2 separate regions of the Mus musculus genome follow, and region 1 is linked to region 2. A link is a contact called in ENCODE Hi-C or POLR2A ChIA-PET data. All regions are on one chromosome and are shown on one strand. The core of a region is the stretch at or near the end of the contact, and the rest is flanking DNA. Distances in the headings are between cores, read along the strand shown.

Region 1 (4,653 bases), core at 1,493-3,992, 36 kb after region 2:
AGCTTTCACAGTTTAGAAACTGTGGATATAAACAGTTGCTTTCCCCACGTAAGCTCTCAGATCCAGACTCCATGCCCATAGCCTCAGGTTTCTGAAAAGCTTGGTGTGAACTTCTAATTCGTCAAATCACAAACTTAAGATGTCAGAGAATGTGTATTTTGTTTTGTAAAAGGTTCTCACTTCTATTCCCTCCCATTTAGATGCAGATGTTGGACAAGTTCCCCATGGAAGGAGGACAGAAAGACCCCAAGCAGAGGATCATTCCATTTCTGCCAGGTGGGTAAGGAGTACACTCTCGGGCAGGGCAAGCCTGGTCACTTGAAGAACAGTTCCTGGTCCCCAGAAGAGCACACAAGCTCCTCCCCACATCACTGTTGGGGGAGGGGCATTGTTTCTCTCCTAGTTTACTTCTGTTGCTATGATTAACACCACTACCAAAAAACTACTTGGGGAGGAAGGTGTTTACTTCATCTTCCATTTCTCTGTCACTAACGTAGGGAAAGGTAAAAAGAAAGAGCTGACAATGAGACCAAGAAGGAAGCTGGCTCACTCACCATGGCTTGCTCAGCTTGCTCTCTTACATAGTCCAGGGCCTCCTGCTCAGAGGTGGCACCACCCACAGTGGGCTGAGCTCGTCCACAACAATTATCAATTAATGACATGCCCCCCACCCCCCCACACACAAACACAGACCAGTCTGATGGAGGCATAGAAATTTTCTGACACTTCAGATCCTTTTAACCTCCTTGTGAGAGAATGCTGTCTGCTTAGAAGGGTAGTCAGCTCTACACCCGTGTCACAAAGGAGGAACTGGGTCCCGGAGGAACTACAAACACATGCATAGGTGCCAGATCTGGGATGCAAACAGGGTTGCTGGCTTCAAGCTTCATGCTTGGAGTCACTTCCAACTTTGTCACCTTGGGCACACACACACCCAACTTTGGCAAATGACTCAGTAGCATGTGAATTCTACTCAATTCTTCCAAATTGGAGATGAGAATGGTCGTATAAAGATGGTGCCGGTGAAGACTGACAGGTCACTGAGGTTGTCGCTCACTTGATGTTGTTGCTCATATATGACAGGCACATTAACAGTCTCCCCAGGTACCCAGGGTTTGGAGAACTCACCATTTTCCTCCTTTCTTGGATCCCTATAAATGTATTTTTTTATTCATCTGATATAATTGTTATCTCTGAGGCTTACTACCTCAGTCTGCTAACCTAAACCTTGTCCTGGAAGCTTCTAGCCTCTGTACAATCTAATCTATGCCTAAGATGTTTTCAGCCTCTGAGACTTACTACTGAATAAGCTTACCCTTTCTAGTTCTTTCTGTGCTCTGGCCGACTGGTTCACCCTTGCTGTTCTGGCTCAAACTTCTCTCCAAGCTGACTGATTTAATCTGGCTTCTCTCTCTTGGTTGGCCTCTGCTGAATTGTTCTGCTTGGCCTCATACTAACTTTGGCAGTATGTTTCTAATCTTCTGGCTCCTTCTCATTCTCTGGCTTACTCAGTCTTCACCTGTGTCTAGCTTGTTCTCTCTCTCTCTCTCTGCAACCTGTCTCTGTACAACTGTCCCAGTAAACTACCCCCTCCCTCCCTCTCTGCCCTGCTCTCTTAAGTAACCTCCTCTTCCTCTCTCTTCCCCTGAGAGTTGGACATAACCTATTCAGTCAAATCTTTCTCTGATTAATCTCTTTGTCTGCCACTCAATTAGACATCACTTTGAAACATGAGTGCTTCCTTCTACAAAATAACTTTACCTCCATTGTTTGGGATTAAAGGTGTGTCACCCCAAGGGCTGAGCCATACTACAACTAGAAACAGGTTATTTTTGTTGTTGTTGTCCAGTAAATAATACAATCTTGGGTTTCACAGTGTGATCAAATATCCTGCAACAGGTCTCTATTCACACCAGTGCTCATTCAATAGGTTCTCAGGCACTATCAGCCTGGCTGGGTTGAGCAAGTGTTTTCTAGGCCCCCTCTGCTGAGAGAATCCTTAGGGGAAAAAAAAAAACAAAGACAAAAACAAAAACAAAACAAAACAAAAGAAACTAACGTTTTTAAGTCTCTCCACTGGGAAAACATCAACTGCACTGGAATTTTTCCCCCAGTGAAGAGAACCCCATGTACCAGATACAATAGCCAAAACTCAGGGCTACAAAGCACACATTTTGGAGTCAAACTTCTTCAGCCCCGTGATTTTAATCACCATCCCCAGCCTCCCCCTCCCCTGCCCCTCTATTTCCACATCTGCTAAATAAGACAGCGACTCTGCTTCCCAAAGTTCAGTTCCTGGCACAGAATAGGCTCTTAGCAAAGGCGGTAAGAAAGGAGAGTTGGGGGGCCCTTCCTTTGGGGGTTCTCAGTTTTGTATTTTGGAGTCATTCTGGAATGAGCAGAATGTTTAAGTTCAGCCTAAAATACAACCTTTTTTCAAGAAAGAGAAAGGCAGCAGTAAGATGTAGCTTTTTTCTGGATGAAAGAAAGTCAGCTCTGGAAAACTTCCCAAGGCAGAAAACTTGAGCCCGACCCTCTCCCCGGCTCTTAAAAGCCTTTGTGGTTACGTAATACTTTTCCAGCAAGAATTCATGAAAATGCTGCTCACAAGATCTAACCCCTTTGTCTCTGTGCCCAGTTCCAGCTTAGGATTCCCAGGGGCCCCAAGACCTTCTGAACCTCCCCGCCCCCCCCCCCCCCCAGCTATTCGCCAGGCCAACACTGTGGGCAGGAAATGGGTCTCCTCTCCTGAGGTCAATTCTCTAGCCAGACTGCCTTGTCAGCAAGACAAAGGCAAGTTTCATGTTAGCACAAAGGCGGGGGAGAGGGCCCAGCCTGTGCGGACTTTCCATCCCAGCAAGGGCTGGGGAGGCCAACTTGGCAGAGGAGATGACCTGAAAACTAAGAATTACAGTTTGGCCTTCTTCCACTGTGGAAAACAAAAGCCACCCATTCCCACCAAAGCTGTCTCTCTCCTGAACACCCTTTCCACTCCAGTATGGAGGTAGCCCACCATCCTTTCTTCCTCACCCTCCCATCCGCCCCAGACTCACCAAACCCACAGGTACCAACAACAAGAAGGAACCACTGTGAGCATTGGCCAGGCTGCCTGGAGACTGGCCTGAGCGTAACCTGGCTCAGACGTGGTTGACTGGCCCCAGAGAGCTCGCATGGGAGAAAGAATTAGCATGTCCTTATCTAGACTGTCACACGCATGCTCATGCTTTGGGGACACACAGTAATTACTCCTTTGTAATGAAGACAACAAAACAAAGCCCTATTCTCCCCATTCACAGGCTCCAGAGGTGATCGGCTCCTAGGCACTAGGTGTAGGAGGGATTGGCTGTAACTACCTAATGTGCCTCAAAGTCCCTGCCTCAGTATCCCCAAAGTCCCTACAAACCCAGGGAGGAGTTTCCCCCCACTGAGCTCCTTCTGGGTGAAGCTTTGGCATTGGTTTCTGGCTCCCTTTGCTTTCTATTGCTTTGATAAAACTCCACCACCAAACACGAGTAGGAGAATAAAGGGTTTGTTTGGCTTGTATGTCCATGTCACAGTCTACTACTGAGGGAAGTCAAGGCAGAGCCATGAGGAGTGCTGCTCTTTGGCTAGCCCCTGGATCATTCAGCCACCTGTGACACTACCCACAGTTGATTGGACCCTCCCAAATCAATCCTTAACCAAGACAATACTCTACTCTATAGGTTTGCCTACAGGCCTGTCTTATGGAGACACTTTCTTTTCTTTTCTTTTTCTCTTTCTTTTTCTTTTTTCTTTTTTGTAAAAGGTACAAGAAGCTGTGTTTGGTGGGTAAGCATCAGATTTCTTACTGCACCTAGAGCAGCCAGGGATGGAAATGTTTTCTCTAGACACTTAGCAGCCAATTTAAAACTTTCTTAAATATGAAATGTATTCACTCACCCTTACCAAGCCCAAGCTCACCAAGCCTACCTTCATCAGGACCACCCTTACCATACCAACCCTTCTCACCACCCTTACCACATCCAATCTCACCATGCCAATCCTTACCACACCCACCCTTACCATGCCCACCCTTACTACCACCATTATCCTCTTGTGTACCACCACTACTGAGACCAACATCACATTCTTATTTAAAGATCCCACTTTTTTAAAAAGTATAAAATATAACTATTCATACAAAATAACTGAATTTCTCATCATCAATAGAAATGACATAATGACATAGCAATAATCCTGAGAATTAGAGTTATAACTTTGATAAACTTAATGATAAACTTCCTGATACATAGCAGAAACTTAAATATCGGCTGGGTGGAAATCTGTTGATTTTTTTTAAAAAACAAAATTTTTATTAGATATTTTCTTCATTTACATTTCAAATGCTATCCCAAAAGTCCCCTATACCCTACCTCTACCCTGCTCCCCAACCCACCCACTACCACTTCCTGGCCCTGGCGTTCCCGTTCCCCTGTACTGGGGCATATAATCTTTGCAAGACCAAGGGCCTCTCCTCCCAATGATGGCCAACTAGGCCATCCTCTGCTACATATGCAGCTAGAGACATGAACTCTGGGGGTGCTGGTTAGTTCATATTGTTGTTCCTCCTATAGGGTTACAGCTCATTGGGTTCTTTCTCTAGCTCCACCGTTGGGGGCCCTGTGTTCCATC
Region 2 (4,644 bases), core at 324-2,823:
ACACCCAAGGACAAAAGCTGCAAGGCTGAACTGTTGTGAGCGACCCAGAGTGATCCGACTCACACTCAGAAATCAGCCGGCAAGGGTGGGAGGTGGAGGATGGGGGCAAGGATGACGGGACAGGGAAGATGATGGCATTACTACAGCTACAGGCAGAGCTGGGGAACTGGGAAGTGGGAGGAGCTAGCTGATTCAGGTACATCCAACTTCTACAGTCTGTGCTTCTGCTTTGTGCAGGACATGAGAGAAACCAGCGGGTGCCTTGGGTGGCAGCTCTGCTGGGGAAGCACCTTAGGATCTGGTGCACTGGAGGGAATTACTGGGCCAGGGAGGGCCCTGGTTCCAAATGGATGCCACTCTCCACAATCTCCGAGTGGGTCAGTAAGAACAGCTTAATCAAGAGCGCCAAGAAGATAGTCCTGTGCCTGAGGCAGCACAAAGCCATCTTTGGTACAAAACTGGCTTTGGTAAAGACAATCCTCCCGCCTTGGCCTGGTACCAATCAAGTAACCCCTTCTATTAGTGAAGCCCATCCAGACCAGCCTTCAAGGCCAGAACAGCAGAAAGCACGGACAAAGAAGCCAAAAAGGCAATAGAGGGGTTTCCAGAGGGATTCAAAATAAAGTAGTCTGCAAGGCCTGCCTGGACTGACGAGAACTCTCCCTTAAGAAATTCCTCGACTGATCTATGGGTGGGGAGGTGCCTGAAGGGGAACCCCTGCTTCGTGGCTGAGAAACCACTACCTGCAGTCTGAACTTCCTATCCATGGTGTTATGTGTGTCCATCCATCCATCCATCCATCCATCCATTCATTCAGCCAGCATCTGTTAGTTACTGAGCGCCCAGCCAATGCTAGGATGAGCTAGAGAAAAGAGATGTGGAGCCACTTGTAGCTTTGCTTTGCTTAGTGTGGGGCAACCATGGGTTGGACCCACCTGCTCCATGAATCTAGAGGCTGTCCTCAGGTCCTCTGTAAAAGGCGATTAACCATCCCCTCCTGACCCCCAACTCCCAGGTGTTGTGAGATTTTAAGTGAGCATCCGTGATAATGACAGGGCACAGGGCCAGGTGTGGACTCAGTCCCCCACGGGGTCAGGGGCTTGCTACCTACCCAGCATCCCTGCTCTCTTTCACCTTCGCAGCCCTGTGCAGGGCTGCCAGGCCATTTTTGCAGTTTTTCCTCTCCCTGTCATAGACAGTAAACCCAAGAGACCTAGTGACCACCTCTCCCTGACCCCCAGCCCCCGCCCCCAGCCCTGGGGGCAAGCGATCGGATTTATAGCGACTGGCACGCCAGCGGTTCTCACACACCGAGGGGGATGGGCAACCTCCCTGAGCCCTTAACGGGAATGGAGAGCTCGAGCAAGATGCTTGGGTGCCTGGGTTTAGAGTCGCCAGGCCCGGGCGCGGGGGGCGGAGCGCGCCGTCCCGCCGGGCGCGGGGACAAAGGCCCGCGGGCGGACGTGGCCGGGCCGGGCCGGGAGGGCCCTTTAAGCAGGGTGGGCGGGCGGCGTGGAGGCGGGCAGGGGCGGGGCGCGGAGGGCGGTGGCGGCGGCGGCAAGTGCTCGGCGGCAAGGATCGCTTTGGCCCGGCCCGGCCCGCACGGCGCTGGGCGCGGAGAACGGCCATGCCGCCGCGGCGCAGTATCGTGGAGGTGAAGGTGCTGGACGTGCAGAAGCGGCGCGTGCCCAACAAGCATTATGTGAGTCGGCGTCCGCGCCACGCGGCGATCCCAGCCCCGCGCAGAACTTGTGCCCCGCGCCCTCACCGCCGTCTCCCCACGCGCCCCGGGTCCCCGCGCCCTCCCTGCTGTCTGTCTCCCCACGAGCCCTTGGTCCCTGTGCCTTCCCCGCCATCTCCCCGCTCGCCCCTTGGTCCTCGCCATCTCCTCGCGAGCTCTCGCCTTGCCCACCCGTACAAAAGTCTGGCCCCAGCCGCTGCTGCAGACTAAGACAGAAACCAGGAGAGAAACCCACGGAGCCGTGGGTCTCAGGCCACCCTCCTACCCAGAGGCGCCCAGCCTCATAGGATTAGCGAACCTAGCCCTTCATCCTTCTGTGCATGGGTCATTTGAGCGCCCCTTCCCTGTAACTTCCGCTTAACAATGTGGGAAAGTTTCCCCAGGAGTAACCCCCCTCTGTGACAGGAGAATTTTGTTTGGAGCTGCTAAGGTGTGGAGGAAATGGGTCCCTGGCATCATTTTGCAGATGGGAACGCTGAGACTCAAAGGCTGAGGATTCTCAAACGTGGACGATGGGCCTGGGGCCCACGGTGACCCTCAAGTGGGAAGTGGCCTCTCAGGCTGCTTGGGGACTTTGTTGGAGGTTGAGGTGGCCTTGGTTCCACCTCAGAGGTTCTGGGTAGTAGGACAGTGGATTTAGAGGAGGCCCTGGGGACTTCACTCCAGGTGTGAGGGGGACTGGCTTCCCTGTGGCTGTGCCAGTCCTGAAGAAGTTAACCAGGAAAGAAAAAAGCAAGAGGGAGGGAAAAAAAAATCCTAACAAAGAAGTGAGGAACAATGACTAGAGAGGGCGTTGGCTGGAGAAAGGCTGGCCAGGGGCCTCCCTGGAAGCCCCTTTGGATCTATTTGTTTAAGAGATCCATTCTTACAAAGCAGACAGCTATACATGCCTTCCCTGAGTCGCCCATAAAATTCTGAAAGGAGATGGCCGGGTATCCACTGTACTCTACAAGAAAGGGTGTGCTGTGTTCCAGTGTATTGTTATAGTCTAGGCCTTCAGTAACTCAGCCCTGGGCCAGCCAGCGGGGGGCTGCTTCCTGGACCTGTGGTATCTTTAAATAGAGCTAAGTTTTCCCTGCTTCAGAGCTCAGCTAAATTGTCTTGGTTTCCCCACCCCCACTCCCTTTCCCCCCCCCCCCCCCCTTAACTATTTCAAATGCTGCCAAGTCTTGGTTTCTTGTTGAAGCCTGTTGAGTTGCCTCTTGGGTATGGGACAGTTTTCAGCAACACACCAACTGGAGGAAGTCTGAAATTCTCCTCCATGCCGCCTTCCACCAGATCCGACAAACCAGAATAGATAGAACCACCAAGGACTGGGTGTCACCTTCTACTCCCTTGTGGTGTCACACATGTTTAGTGGTGGTCTTCTCAAGTCTGTTTCAAGGATGGGGCAGCTAACAGTAAGGAGCAGAGCAGGCCTGTTGGACCAAAGACGTTGGCCCGTCAGACCACGCCCCTTTCCACATCCCACACACCCACAGAGGCCCTGGACAGAACGCTCCCAAAACCTGGGAATCAGCTCAGACTTTTGTGGCTTTGAGGGGTACCCCTGAGGTTCTAGCCAGTTGTCCAGGGCTCCCTGAGCCAGGTATGTGTAGCCCTCTAGCTTGGGCAAGCTTAGCTCTTCGACTCCCAGGCTGCTAAATATTACTTCTTTCAGTCTCTGTGTCCTCATTTGTAAGATGTGGTGTTGATGCCTCCTCCCGAGGAAAGGGGGGGCGGCAATCATGTGACTGACATGGGGTTTCTTAACTGCAGCCCTGTGGCGTCTATGTCTCTCTGATTGAAATCATGCGAGAGCTTGTTCTTCTGTTTTCGGGCTTAGTCACCGCTGTGACGAGGGGCCTTCTCCCTGCCATCCAGTCTTTGGTTCCCCAAATGGGGGTTGGAGTATAGAAGAATGCAGCCAGAGCCATCCAGAGGAGCAGATAAGTTGGTTCTATAGTGACATCGTCCCAAATGCAGCAGCAGCAGACTGGACTATAGTGCCTGCCCCCAAGCTCCACACACAATAAGGAGTGGGTGTGGAGGCAGATGTTGGAGGCCTGGCTGATGTTACCTTGCTTCTGGCCTCTACACAGCAGCTTCCCTTTCCTCAGTTGTAAGAACAAAAATACAACCAGATATTGAGTGTGGCATGTCCCCTTGGGGACCATCTTAGTCTAGTTTCATTGTATAGCCTAGTACCTGAGGCTGGGTACTTTGTAAAAAGAAAATAACAGCCATCTGGGAAGCTGGAAGTCCAAGATTGGACTGTCGCATCAGTTTGGCCTCTGGGAAGGGCTTCTTGCCCACGTCAGAGTTGTAGGTGACATCATGGTGGGAGCACGTGTAGAGGGAGAGGTTATGAAAGGGGAGCCTAGAAACCAGAAAGGTGGGGGAGGGGCCACCTTGCTCTTTTGTAGTATGAACCTTTGGGAACGATTGTCCTAGGAGAGCTACCAGAATCTCTTTTAAGCCACATAACCAATGACCTAACTACCCTTCCCTAGGCTCCACCTCTTAAGTCCTGCCACTTTTCCTGGCATGACCCTGGGGACCAAGCTTCCAGCACATAACTCTTGAGTGTGAACAGACCATATGCAGACCTTAACAGGGGTGACAGCATGCATTTCTGCCCCAGTCAGAGCATCACAGTGCAGTGCGCACACCAGTTTGGAGTGTCCTGGCTGCTGTGTCCCCCTGATGCCATGCCTGGAAGGGAGCAAGCAAGTCACAGCTTCTGAGGCTACAGTTAGACAGCAGTGCCTGAGGCTCGGGGCTGGGTCCCCTGCTCCACCTCCATGTCTGGTTAGCAATCTCTTCACAACGGCCATCTTCTCCTGTGGACAAGGCCAGTGTTGTCACTATGCAGCCTCTGTCATGCCTGTCCCACTCAGAGTCTGGGAATTAGAATGAGTGTG

The links. A loop is a pair of places that touch in the nucleus more often than their neighbours do. ChIA-PET counts read pairs that join two places held with the same protein, here RNA polymerase II (POLR2A).
Region 1: a loop to region 2 is called in a map of heart, with 2.6 times the contacts of the local background. The contact joins the enhancer-like site here to the promoter of Sh3pxd2b in region 2. A Hi-C loop is called at or near these places in 6 of 37 maps with a recorded cell type or tissue (gastrocnemius and heart). POLR2A ChIA-PET finds 5 or more read pairs at or near these places in 3 of 5 experiments (Patski and embryonic stem cell).

The regions. Positions count from the first base shown.
Region 1 is chr11:32,381,234-32,385,886 of GRCm38, forward strand. It overlaps Sh3pxd2b (SH3 and PX domains 2B), which reads left to right. Exons shown (of 13, transcript NM_177364.4): 3 at 201-276. Among named protein-coding and RNA genes, the nearest start is that of Sh3pxd2b, 36 kb to the left of the region's middle. Within about 2 kb of position 2,743, at least 2 of the 3 ENCODE cell types and tissues checked have a DNase peak (open chromatin) inside an H3K27ac peak, as active enhancers do; they include gastrocnemius and heart, where a contact is called at or near this core.
Region 2 is chr11:32,346,267-32,350,910 of GRCm38, forward strand. It overlaps Sh3pxd2b (SH3 and PX domains 2B), which reads left to right and starts at 1,574. Exons shown (of 13, transcript NM_177364.4): 1 at 1,574-1,702. The coding sequence starts at 1,628.